Linked DNA regions of Homo sapiens: region 1 is linked to region 2. A link is a contact called in ENCODE Hi-C or POLR2A ChIA-PET data. All regions are on one chromosome and are shown on one strand. The core of a region is the stretch at or near the end of the contact, and the rest is flanking DNA. Distances in the headings are between cores, read along the strand shown.

What was found. Hi-C counts contacts between places; a loop is a spot of excess contacts on that map. ChIA-PET counts read pairs that join two places held with the same protein, here RNA polymerase II (POLR2A). Pooled maps may share reads with other maps.
Region 1: a map of CD8-positive, alpha-beta T cell shows a loop between it and region 2 (3-fold over the local background). The contact joins the enhancer-like site here to the promoter of ACP1 in region 2. A Hi-C loop is called at or near these places in 8 of 168 maps with a recorded cell type or tissue (B cell, CD4-positive, alpha-beta T cell, CD4-positive, alpha-beta memory T cell and 3 more), 3 of 37 single-sample maps with no recorded cell type and 11 of 50 pooled maps. POLR2A ChIA-PET finds 5 or more read pairs at or near these places in 1 of 52 experiments (activated CD4-positive, alpha-beta T cell).

Annotation. Positions count from the first base shown.
Region 1 is chr2:439,708-445,338 of GRCh38, reverse strand. No RefSeq gene overlaps it. Among named protein-coding and RNA genes, the nearest start is that of LINC01874, 50 kb to the left of the region's middle. RefSeq lists enhancers at 1-190, 191-692. Within about 2 kb of position 3,683, at least 6 of the 41 ENCODE cell types and tissues checked have a DNase peak (open chromatin) inside an H3K27ac peak, as active enhancers do; they include B cell and CD8-positive, alpha-beta T cell, where a contact is called at or near this core.
Region 2 is chr2:263,688-269,465 of GRCh38, reverse strand. ACP1 (acid phosphatase 1) reads right to left here and starts at 4,519. Exons shown (of 6, transcript NM_004300.4): 1 at 4,459-4,519. The coding sequence starts at 4,501. It overlaps SH3YL1 (SH3 and SYLF domain containing 1), which reads left to right and starts at 5,434. Exons shown (of 10, transcript NM_015677.4): 1 at 5,434-5,482. The coding sequence starts at 5,482. RefSeq lists an enhancer at 4,409-4,458 and silencers at 4,809-4,888, 4,959-5,538.

The sequences.
Region 1 (5,631 bases), core at 2,434-4,933, 180 kb before region 2:
CAGACGCTAGAGAGATGCAGAGTGAAATGTTGAAATCAGACCCAAGGGGAACGTGGCTCAGGGCAGGCGGCTGGAGCCCACTGGCCGTGCCTTCCCCTGTGCAGGGCATGTACCGTGACCTCTGCTGCATCTGTGAGGATCACCAGTGCTTGATGACATTCCCACAGACACAGAGTAGGACAGAGCTGACCTGGACTCACACACGCAGGAGCCCTGGGCCTGCACTATTCCCATGGAGGTCGGCAGGGCCCGGCGGGGAGGCCCAGGCCGTGGGCTCCAGCACCTCACTCCTGCCGTGAATTAAGTATGGCGTGTCCACCTTCCCAGGGGCGCGACTTTGTCTGTAGGACGTGGGGGACGCTTCCTTGTCGCAGTGGAGCACGGGTCTGAAACACGCGTGTGAAGCCGCCCCACAATCTCTGCCATGTCATTGAGATTCTCATGCTGCCCCTCACCTCCAGGGCCAGGGTCCCGGGAGAAGAGGGCACAGGGGCTCCAGCCTGATGGGGGGAACATAGCTTCTGCCAGTGGAAGAGGCAGGGCACACATGGAATGGGAGGCTTCCGCCCGAGCCCATCTTTACTTCACGCCGAGCAAATCCCGGTGCTGTGCCCGGGTTCAAATCCCAGTGCTGTGTCTGGGTTCAAATCCTGGTGCCGTGTCTGCTGCAAGTGGGTGGCCTTGACCAAGTTACCAGGGCTGTCTCGGGTTCCTCCCCCATTTAAAAAGGATCCAATACTTCTCAGGGCCTTCAGGTTACCTAAGCCCCACACTGTTGTAAAGAGAACGTAAATGGAGCTCAGGACAGCTGAGCACGTGGAGGTTCCTGGGGTCGCTGGAGAGGGGGTGGAAGCTCAGCACCCGCCCACGAGCCTCGCCCTGGCACCTTTTCCTCTGAATCCTTTGTAGACCCTTTATAACAAAGCAGTGCACATAAACAACGAAAGAGAACCCACCGGACGTTTTGCACAGAGGCCAGTGCATAGTGAATGCCACGTAAATGCTGTTATCAGCCACTTTAAAGTATTTGTATTGTGTGTCTAACTCTGAAAAGTAAAACAAACAGGTATCTCTCTTTGCTAAAAAGACATGAGTCCAAAGATAGCCCAGAAGACTCAGAAAGGGTGAGCAGAGCCCCCCACAACGGGACTTCAGGGAAGTGGGTGCGTCCTGTTTCTCCACAGCCCTCAACAGGTGTAGAAAAAGACTCCTTGGGCTGGGATTTTAAAAATCAATTTTGTGGGTGATGATTTGTTGCAACTGCAACACCATCCTTTTTACCTTCACAACACTCAGAAACCTTCTGAGTATTTCCTAGAAGAATTCCTCGGAACCATCAGCCATCAGAAAGGCTAACGGGAAGTGCCCGCCCTCTCCAAGTGACAGGAATGATTTATCACAGCGGTTTCTCATTCTATTACAGAACCTGAGCTCTATTAAGTTTGGCGTAAGTGTGAACTCTGTTTTTGAAGGGCTATACAACGAAAGAGAAACAGTTTACTGCAAATTAAAATATAATGTACAAAGTTCTCTAATTACCTTTAATTTCACCTCAATCCATTTCAGTATTATGTGTGCATTTTGAGAAAAGTTAGCTGCTATTTTAATAATAGATGTAAAAGACTGTCTCTGAAAATAAGTCACTTCAACCAACCATGAACCAACGGCTTTCAAATACATATCATGGAACAAACGCTGGAAAAGTTGGGGTGGGATTGAAGGACACACGGGGTGGGATTTTTCCTGCACAGACCTTGGCCTCGCCTGGGTTGGTAAGAAGTGGACAGACACACGACCCACAGTGCAGGCTAGGCACCGGCCAAGCAAGTGCTGTGGGCCAAGCTGCTCAGACTTCAGTCTGCAGAGGAGCTGCCGGCGCCCTTGCTAACAGGCAGGTTCCGGTCTGTGGATCTGAGGAGGGGCCCGAGGTGGTGCTCACTGGCCAATGTGGAAACACTGTGAGTGACGAGACGCAGGGAACCCTGGGAGTCAAGGGAGGCGAAGAGCAGAGACGCGGTCCGGAGCAGAGCCGCACAGGTGTGGAGGTGATTGTGGGCAGCCTGGAGGCGCGAAGGCCAGGGCCTCACCTTGTTCACCACGCTGCTTGGTGACTTGGGGAAGCGGGCCCCCTCTCCAGGGAGGGCTGTCTGTGAGTCTGTCTGTGATTCTCCAAGTCAATATCCAAGTGATTGGCAGAGTTCCCTCCTCAAATCCCCCAGCTGATTTAGAGACCAGCATGATGGCCGAGGAGGTGGCTGTGTAGGGGCAGTGTGGGGGGTGGGAAGTGCCACTGAAGACTCACCCGTGGGCACACAGCTGTGGGGGAGCTCCCAGTGACCATCTCACAGCACAGCAAACGGTGTGATGGTCGCTTTGGTGTCCCCTGAAGACTCACCCGTGTGCACACAGCTGTGGGGGAGTTCCCAGTGACCATCTCATAGCACAGCAAACGGTGTGATGGTCGTTTTGGTGTCCACTGAAGACTCACCTGTGTGTGCACAGCTGTGGGGGAGTTCCCAGTGACTATCTCATAGCACAGCAAACGGTGTGATGGTCGTTTTGGTGTCCACTGAAGACTCACCCGTGTGCGCACAGCTGTGGGGGGCTCCCAGTGAGCATCTCACAGCACAGCAAACGCGGTGTGATGGTCGTTTTGGTGTCCCCTGAAGACTCACCCGTGTGCACACAGCTGTGGGGGAGTTCCCAGTGACCATCTCATAGCACAGCAAACGGTGTGATGGTCGTTTTGGTGTCCACTGAAGACTCACCCGTGTGCGCACAGCTGTGGGGGGCTCCCAGTGAGCATCTCACAGCACAGCAAATGCGGTGTGATGGTCGTTTTGGTGTCCCCTGAAGACTCACCTGTGTGCACACAGCTGTGGGGGAGCTCCCAGTGACCATCTCACAGCACAGCAAACGGTGTGATGGTCACTTTGGTGTCCCCTGAAGACTCACCCGTGTGCACACAGCTGTGGGGGAGTTCCCAGTGACCATCTCATAGCACAGCAAACGGTGTGATGGTTGTTTTGGTGTCCACTGAAGACTCACCTGTGTGTGCACAGCTGTGGGGGAGTTCCCAGTGACCATCTCATAGCACAGCAAACGGTGTGATGGTCGTTTTGGTGTCCCCTGAAGACTCACCCGTGTGCACACAGCTGTGGAGGAGCTCCCAGTGACCATCTCACAGCACAGCAAACACGGTGTGATGGTCGTTTTGGTGTCTCCTGAAGACTCACCCGTGTGCACACAGCTGTTGGGGCGCTCCCAGTGAGCATCTCACAGCACAGCAAACGGTGTGATGGTCGTTTTGGTGTCCACTGGGCTGGGCTGCAGTCCCAGTTATTTAACCAAACACTCAGCTAGGCATTGCTGTGATGGCATTTTGCAGAAGTGACTGCTTCTGAGAAGCTGACCCTTGATCGTTTCCCTGCTTCTCATACTTTCATTATGAGTGAACATGAAAATGCTCTTTTACAGTAAAGCACAGTTTTGATGTTACTTCCAGGACACAGAGTTCGCGCCACAGTAAACAGGGCGTGTGTGTGGAAACTGGCCTGGAAGTTGGGCTGTCGGGAGGGTGGAGGGAGAGAGCCAAGCTGGGGCTGCAGGGCTGCAAAGCCTGGGTGACACAGAGCGCGGCACCCCCCACGCCTGCTCCACCACGCGCTTGCCCTCCGAAAAGCCAGATCCTGTCTCTGTGGCTTTCTCCAGCCTCACAGGGACACAGTTCCCAGGGATGCTGCCTGTAAGTGTCTACGGAGCCTCAACACACAGTTCTGTAATTATTGTAGTATTTTTCAAATCAAGGCACTGTATAGACACAGACTGGTGCTGCCTCCTCTCTGGGATGTTGGTCAGGGTGGTGAGGGAAGCAGGCTGAAATCGAAAGGGCAACTGAACGCCTTCGTCATAAAATGTCTGTGAAGGCTTCTGTTCTGAGCCAGACTTGGACCTGGGCAGAGCCTGACTCTTGGGGCCTGGAGAAGCCACAAAGATGCTAAAATGTGATGGAACCTCCAGACAGTGTTGCCTTCTTTTAAGTCATTCCAGGACCTCCCGTGACTGTCACAGTGGTCTGTAGTGGGCCAGGTTCTCGTAAGAGAAGCAAGCATGGAGATGCCAGCCCATAGGCAGGGCAAGAAAACGGGAGAAGGGCTCCAAGGGCTGAAAGGTGAGACGGGGTGGGAACGTCTCATCACCAATGTCTGCCATCTGAAACTGCCGGTGGTCTCCACAAGCCCCGAAGCCCACCCAGCAGCTGCCCTGTCCTGCTGGGCACAGCCCCCACAGCCCATTTCTCAAGGGTGGTCTTCACGTTCCTATCTCGTGTCTTTCGGGAACAGACGGTGCCCTGTCCTCCATCCCCCCACCCTCTGCTCCACCTGCTTCCCCGAGGCCTGGGCTCTGCCTGCTCCATCTACCCGCGGCCAACTCACCTGAGCAGGTGGCACGTGCTGTAAACAGCACTGGGTGTGGAGATTCGTTTGGTTAACAAAGCTGTAGACCCACTATCAGAAAAGGAGATCACAGGCAGGAGACACTGAAGAGTATCCACTAAAACTGTGGCAGTCCCTTAGGCTAGGGTGCCCGGGTGCTCCAGGGAAACGGAGCCCACAAGAGGAATCTGTATGTATTTAGAGGGAGTGAATGTGTGTATATACATATAGAGAATATATACACTTATATGGAGAGAGAGTGGGGGAGAGAGAGAGTTACTTTGAAGTAATTGGCTTCTGCAATCGTGGGGTCTGCCTGGCAAGTCTGAGAGTGACAGAGTAAGCCAGCAGCTGGAAACGCAGCAGGATGCCACTGCTGTCTTGAGGCAGAATTTATTCTACAGGAAACCTCAGTTTTCGCTCTTAAGGCCTCAACAGATTGGATGAGACCCACACACATTATCAAGGGTCAGCCCCCTCAGAGGCAGTCACATCTGCAAAATACCCTCACAGCAACGCCTAGCAGAGTGTTTGATTAAGTAACTGGCACTGCAGCCCTGCCAAGCAGATGCGGAAATGACCATCATGCTTAGTTTGCTGCATGATGGGATGGTCATTCTAAGACCAAAAAGAACATTTTTTTGGAAAAGGAGCTTGGCAAGACTTTGCAGCCAACATTCTTGAACCGCGCAACACGAATAGGGTGCAAAGTACGGCTCACGCTGTACTTCACGCTGGCTGGCCTTTTGTTCCCGGGCGTCTGTGAGGATCTCGAAAGTACAGTTTGTTCTGCTACAGAGAGTGTCTCCAGGACCCAAATTAGCTCATGTGCAATTAATAAGTAGAGAACGATGCTAATGGGACACAAAAGCACCACAGTCAGCTTTATAGTCGGGGGCCTGGAGCTGTGGCCGCACACATCCAAGTCTTCCGGCTCAGAGAGGAGCCCCTGCCCTGCATGGCACCCCCCAGTTGCCCTGGCCTGGCCCAGCAGTGCCCCATGCAGGGTCCTAGCACCCAGCTCTGTGCCTCCGTGGCTCCTGCCCTGTCCACTGCACCAGCGGCCGCTTCTCCCACAAGGTGGCTCAGTTCAACTGGCTCCCTGGTGTCCAGGTCACAAAGTGGTTTTAGCGCCCTGGGTTCTGAGCGCTCTGCAGAAACCCTATTTCCCCTCACTGTTAGAGCAAGATATGTA
Region 2 (5,778 bases), core at 3,270-5,769:
TACAATGAGGATCTTCTAGTGTTGTAAAACACAGCTAATTCCCTAGTTCAGAAAACCAACTCACTGCCTTACTACAGCCTTCAGTTTCTACATTGTAAGACCTAAGCATATTACGTACTTTTTTCCCACAGAGACTGTAGTTTCCACAGCAGTAAAAAATCTTACCTACAAACCATAAAGGGAAAGACAACAAATTAGCCTTGAATACCCTCTATATGCTAATTTGTGTTGTGAAGTTTTTCCTTTCGACATTCTAAATTTTGTTTAGTTTTCTAAACAGGTATTGTCATCAGCACTATTTTAATTATTGAAAGGCTTCCCATGGGTGTGTAACTCTTTTACTTGTCACCATATACCCTGGGAATATTTTTAACAGCAAACATTGTATTCCAAATTAAGACAATTATTATTTTGGATCTGTAGAACAACAGATGCCTAGTATCTCAGCATCTAAAAATATAATAAAGACTAGCCCCACACGTTTACAAATAATTATCTTTAACTGTAAAATAACAGCTTACTTTCCCCACAACAATATGAAAACTTGCATTATTAACTGTCCTAAAGGCTAGCAGTAGCTTGCCCTGTTGATTTCGAAAGTTGATGCCACCAAATTTTGTTATGAAAAAATGGAGCACCCCGGTCATCAGTGAAACACTGCATGTACTTCAGGTTTCGCCTATCAAACAAGTTCTAAAAACAGAACATTCCATCTTCAAATGCCTTTAAAAAATGTTTCAATCTGTAAAGTCTCAAGTTTGTCTTTTCCAAATTAGGCAGACTATTTTATACCCTTCTTCAGCATCTTCAATTCAAGGATGGAGACTCATAAAAGGCAGATAGGCTCTGGGAGGGTGGGGCTGTGTCTGCTATACCTGGTAAGAGACCCAGCACCCAGTATGGGTGTAGCCCAGAAGTAAAGTGACTCCACCAGCATGTGCTATCTCCACCAACCATGCTGGCTGGGTCATGGCTCCTGCATCATCTTCACTAATAAGTCTCTATTGCAAAAACATAAAGCACCCTTCATAATTGTGCTGTAGTAAGGAGCTCAATTATTTTCCATCATTAGCTTCACCAATGAAAAACCTCTGATGCTTTTCTACACTTCAATCTCAATAGGGTCCAAACAAATGCTTTGAATGAACAAAGTTTTTTACATTTCAAAAGCATACAACTCTTACTGTCCTCTATATGGCTACCAAGTAAAATGCCATTTACCGCTCAAATTCCCTCAGAATGCAACCAGTAAAGGCATGCTCCACCTCCAGTTTCATCTCAAAACAACAGCTGAAACTCTTCTTTTTTAAACTTAAATTTGATCACTTCCCACCTCTGCTCAAAACCCTCCAATGTTTATTCAGAGTAAGCCCAAGTCTTCACATGGCCTCCCAAGATCTGGACCTAAAACAGGGGTCTGAAAATCGGCTCATGGTCCACTGCCTTTATGTACAGCCCACAGCGGTAAGAATAATTTTTACATTGTTGAGTAGTTGGAAAAAATCTAAAAGTAGAGTACCTTGTGACATGTGAAAATTATACAGAGTTCCATCCAATTCTGATGTCCACAAATGAAGATCCACTAGAACACAGCCAGGTTCATCATATGGATGGCTACTTTGTGCTACACCCTTTCTGTATGTCATGTGAAGCCAATCTAAAATAATTATAATCTGGTTCTTTAAACAAAGAGTTTGCAGACTCCTGCCCTAAAGGACCAGTGTATATAAGGAATTAACTTCTCCCTATACATCTACAATGGAAGCACTGAGAAAACAGGCGCTCAAATTATCTGCTAAATTTTCAGGTATAGATGAGGAATCCTGACTGAGAAAAACTATCTGGCCACTAGGCCCAGCCACTGCAGCTTCCCTGCGGTTCATGACCATGGCCAGTATTCTCCCTTCAAAACTTTTACCTGCTTTCCTCTGGGTTCAGGATGCTTCTCCAAAATATCCTAGGCTTGCTTCCTCACCTCCTTCAAGTCTTTACTCAAAAGTCATCTATCAGGTGGGGCCTTCCCTGACCATCCCACTCAAAACTGCACTCCACTCCCATTCCCCTTTTCTGCTCTATTTTTCTTAATCTTCACATCAACCGATTGAGCACATCAATTAATACTTGCTGGTGACTGAGAGAACGTGAGCTCCAGAGAGGCTGGGATTTTTGTCTGTTGTGTTCACCACACCACTTAGAGGAATGCATGCCATATAGTAGATGCTCAACAACAACAAAAAATCACTGAATTGTATTGAAATACAATAGTCCCCTCTTTTCCAAGGTTTTGCTTTCCATGGTTACCCCATGGTCAGCTTCAGTTGGAAAATATTAAATGAAGAATTCCACAAATAATTCCTAAGTTTTAAATTGTGCACTGTTCTGAGTAGCAGGATAAATTCTCATGCCATCCCATTCCGTCCTGCCCCAGAAGTGAAACACGTCTTTGTCCAGCATATCCATGCTGTCTATCCACCTATTGCCCTCTAGCTTATCAGATCCATTGTGATGCTATCACAGTGCCTGAGTTCGAGTCACCCTTAGTTTACTAATAATGGCCCGAAATCATAAGAGTAGTGAAGCTAGCAATTCAGATACGGCAAAGAGAAGCCATAAGCACTACCCTTAAGTAAAAAGGTGAAAGTTTTTGACTTCTTATGGAAAGAAAAAAAAAACTTATACCGAGGTTACTAAGATCTACAGTACGAACAAATCTTCTATCCATGAAAATGTAAACAAGGAAAAAGAAATTCCTGATCGTCTGCTGTCTTGCCTCAAACTGCAAAAGTTGCGACCACAGTTTTAAATGCTTAGTTAAGGTGGCAACGGTATTACATTTGTGGGTGTAAGAAACGAGCAGACACATGTTCCAATTGACAGCAATTGGGTTTGGTACTACCCACAGTTTCGGGATCCACTGGGGAGTCTTGGAATGTATCCCCTACAGCTAAAGTGGGACTACTGTATATGCAAGGATACACTTCCCCATTAACAGCAACCATGATGCATTATGCCAGCATAATCGACAATACCAACCAAAACTATACAAGGGAATGGAATATTATTTAGTAACCATCCTTAACCAAACTACTGTTTAATAAACTTATTGATTTCATCATTCAGCCTTCAATGAGTCTTAAAAATCAAATGATGCCCACTACCAATGTGAAACAAGGTAAGCCTTCTAATTCGTCTTTCACAGAAGTTAACTTCTACAAAACCTAGTCAGCGTTTATCATATATTGTCCTAAAGCTGAAAACAAAATGAAAAATAAGCCACAGTTATTGCCATCGACAAAATTAAACTCAGCTGGGATTTCAACAGACTATCAAATAATTATAGTAAAATTTGTGTAATAAAAGATGTCGATAAGGAATCACACCTTTTCTGTATTACATCTTTTACTATATTACACAAATTATAGTAAAATTTGTGTAATAAAAGATGTCGATAAGGAAGCAACTCATGATCTGGGAAAGCAAAGGAGGAAATATTTAGGTTTGACTTTATAAAATAAAAAGGCTTTCCAGGCAAAATGCATAATGGGCACCCAGCGATGAAGGCTCAGTAAGCATGTGAAGTGCTACCGAACAACGAAAGGTTCTGGAAGGCAGTGTCCCGAGGGTGTGAGCAGGAAAAGGTACAGGAGATAAAGTGAGGAGTCTGTAAAAATAAACAGAAACTGCAGGAAATGCAAACTCACAGAAGGTTTTAAGTAACCGGACTACTGACAATTTAGGCCTTCCTCTCAGGGTGGAGGCACCGAGGAATATAACCTTGTAGTGCTACACCAAAGGAAGATCCCTGAAGACCAAACGGAAAATAAATTATGTTTGAAGTAAGGCAAGCTAAGTGTTGAAATTCTAGGAGTGAAAATAATTTAAGCTGGAAAGTTCCTGAAAAGCCATTAATAAAATACACTTTCATTTTTCATGGGCCAAAGTTATATAGGGACCTCCAGGTCTCCTTTGCTTGGCTTTTACAATCAAGAAACCCGAAACCGTAAAACTTCATCTCCCTTTAACTCAGATCCCTATCTAAGCATGGGCTAAGGAAACTAGCAAACAAAACAATGTTGTCATAGGACTCAGGAGGCCCCTAAGAGACCACATCAGTCCGACAACCTCCAGGCCTACCTGGGCCCATTGGAGGGGAACGAGAGGGATTCTAGTAGTCGCAAAGAAAGTACCTTGGCTTGTAGGGGCTGTGGCTGCAGATGCCAAGAGCCCCGGATATATGGCAGGCGCGAGGGGACCCAGGTTTAGCGGGCAGGCTGGGCGGGTGCACGGGGCGGATGGGGAACAGGGGCGCTGCGGCACACTCCTAGAACACCCTAGGCCTCCCAGTCCCTGGCCTCCTCCCCCTCATGGTTCCTAGGCCGGCGGCACAACCTACAGCGCACAAGCCCGATCCAACTCTCCAGAGGACGTCAGAACATGAGTAAGTCGGCGCCCTCTTACCCAGACACACAAACAGCACGGACTTGGTAGCCTGTTCCGCCATCTTCCCGCGCGCAGAGGCGCCGAGACACCGCGGCGTTCCGCACGCCGACGCGGCGCAGGCGCACTGCCACCCTCTTGCCCCGCGCGCCTGCGCAGTCCCGCACCAACGCCAACAGGGCAGCGCGTGTGAGAGCCACGCCTGCGCAATCGGCTCCAGTGCGCCTGCGGAGGCGGTCCTATGACGGTAGTAGGACGGGCGGGGAGGGTCCGCGGGTCACCTGCAGGGACTGGGCCGCCGTTCACCTGCAGGGGCGGGGCTGCAGGTTGTCCGGAGGAGGAGGAGCTGCGGGGGTGGGGTCACCTGGAGGGAGTAGGGCCGCGGAAGGCGAGGGGGTGTGTGTGTGTGGTGGCGGGGGTTGGCGGGGGGGAGTCACCTGGAGGGGGCGGGGCTGCGGGTCGCTTGGAGGGGAAGGAGCCGCGGGAGGTAAAGGTTACCTATAGGGGACGGGGCCGCAGGAGAGGGGTACCTGGAGGAGGAAGGGCCGCGGGTCACCTGCAGGGCGGGCTCAGGCCTCGCGGCTCCGCGGGCCGCCCACCTGGGTTGGGGCACAGCGCGAGTCTCGCGCACGTGGCGGGCTGTGGTGCCTGTCGTTCGAGTTCGCATAGAGGGGCTGGGCGGGTCACGCGGGGAACCTGCCTTGAGCCCCGCGGGGTCCACGCCGGACCAGGGCGGCCTTGGGCCTGGGCGCTCCCTGAGACCCCCACCCCCAACACCGTGCTTGGAGCCGCCGCGGGGCTCTGGGCTTTTCGATCTTGAGGACGGGGCGGTTCCGAAGTCCCTGAGGGCGAAGGCCTGAGCGCGGCCCGGCGGGCGCGTGGTTTTTGTCCCGCGAAACGTACACGGCGGGTGTTTTGCGCCGCCTCCTTCGTCACCTGCCGCAGGTACGCCCTCGCTGGGGCCTCCTTGTCCGCGGGGCGGGGCAGCGCGCCTTCCTCTTCCTGGGCAGCCTCGGGACGGGGCGCCGCGGCCGGGCGGGCAGCAGTGAGTACCCGGGGACCCACCTGTCCGGCAGCACCCTCCCCTCTCAAGAGCTGGGCGGTGGTGGGAGGAGGAGGACGGGAAAACCGGCGATGCCTCTGGGGTTTCTAGGTCGCGCGTCTGTTAACCGCAAACCGCCCAAAGTTAAGATAGAGCAGCTTCCAGGACTTTCTTGACCACAGCGATTTTGATTGAAGTTTAGCCACCGTCTTTTCCATTTTTAGAAAAGCTATTCCGAAGTTTGGAATGATGACGATGGTCGTGTTATTTTTAACTTCCTGATATTTGAACGGCGAGGT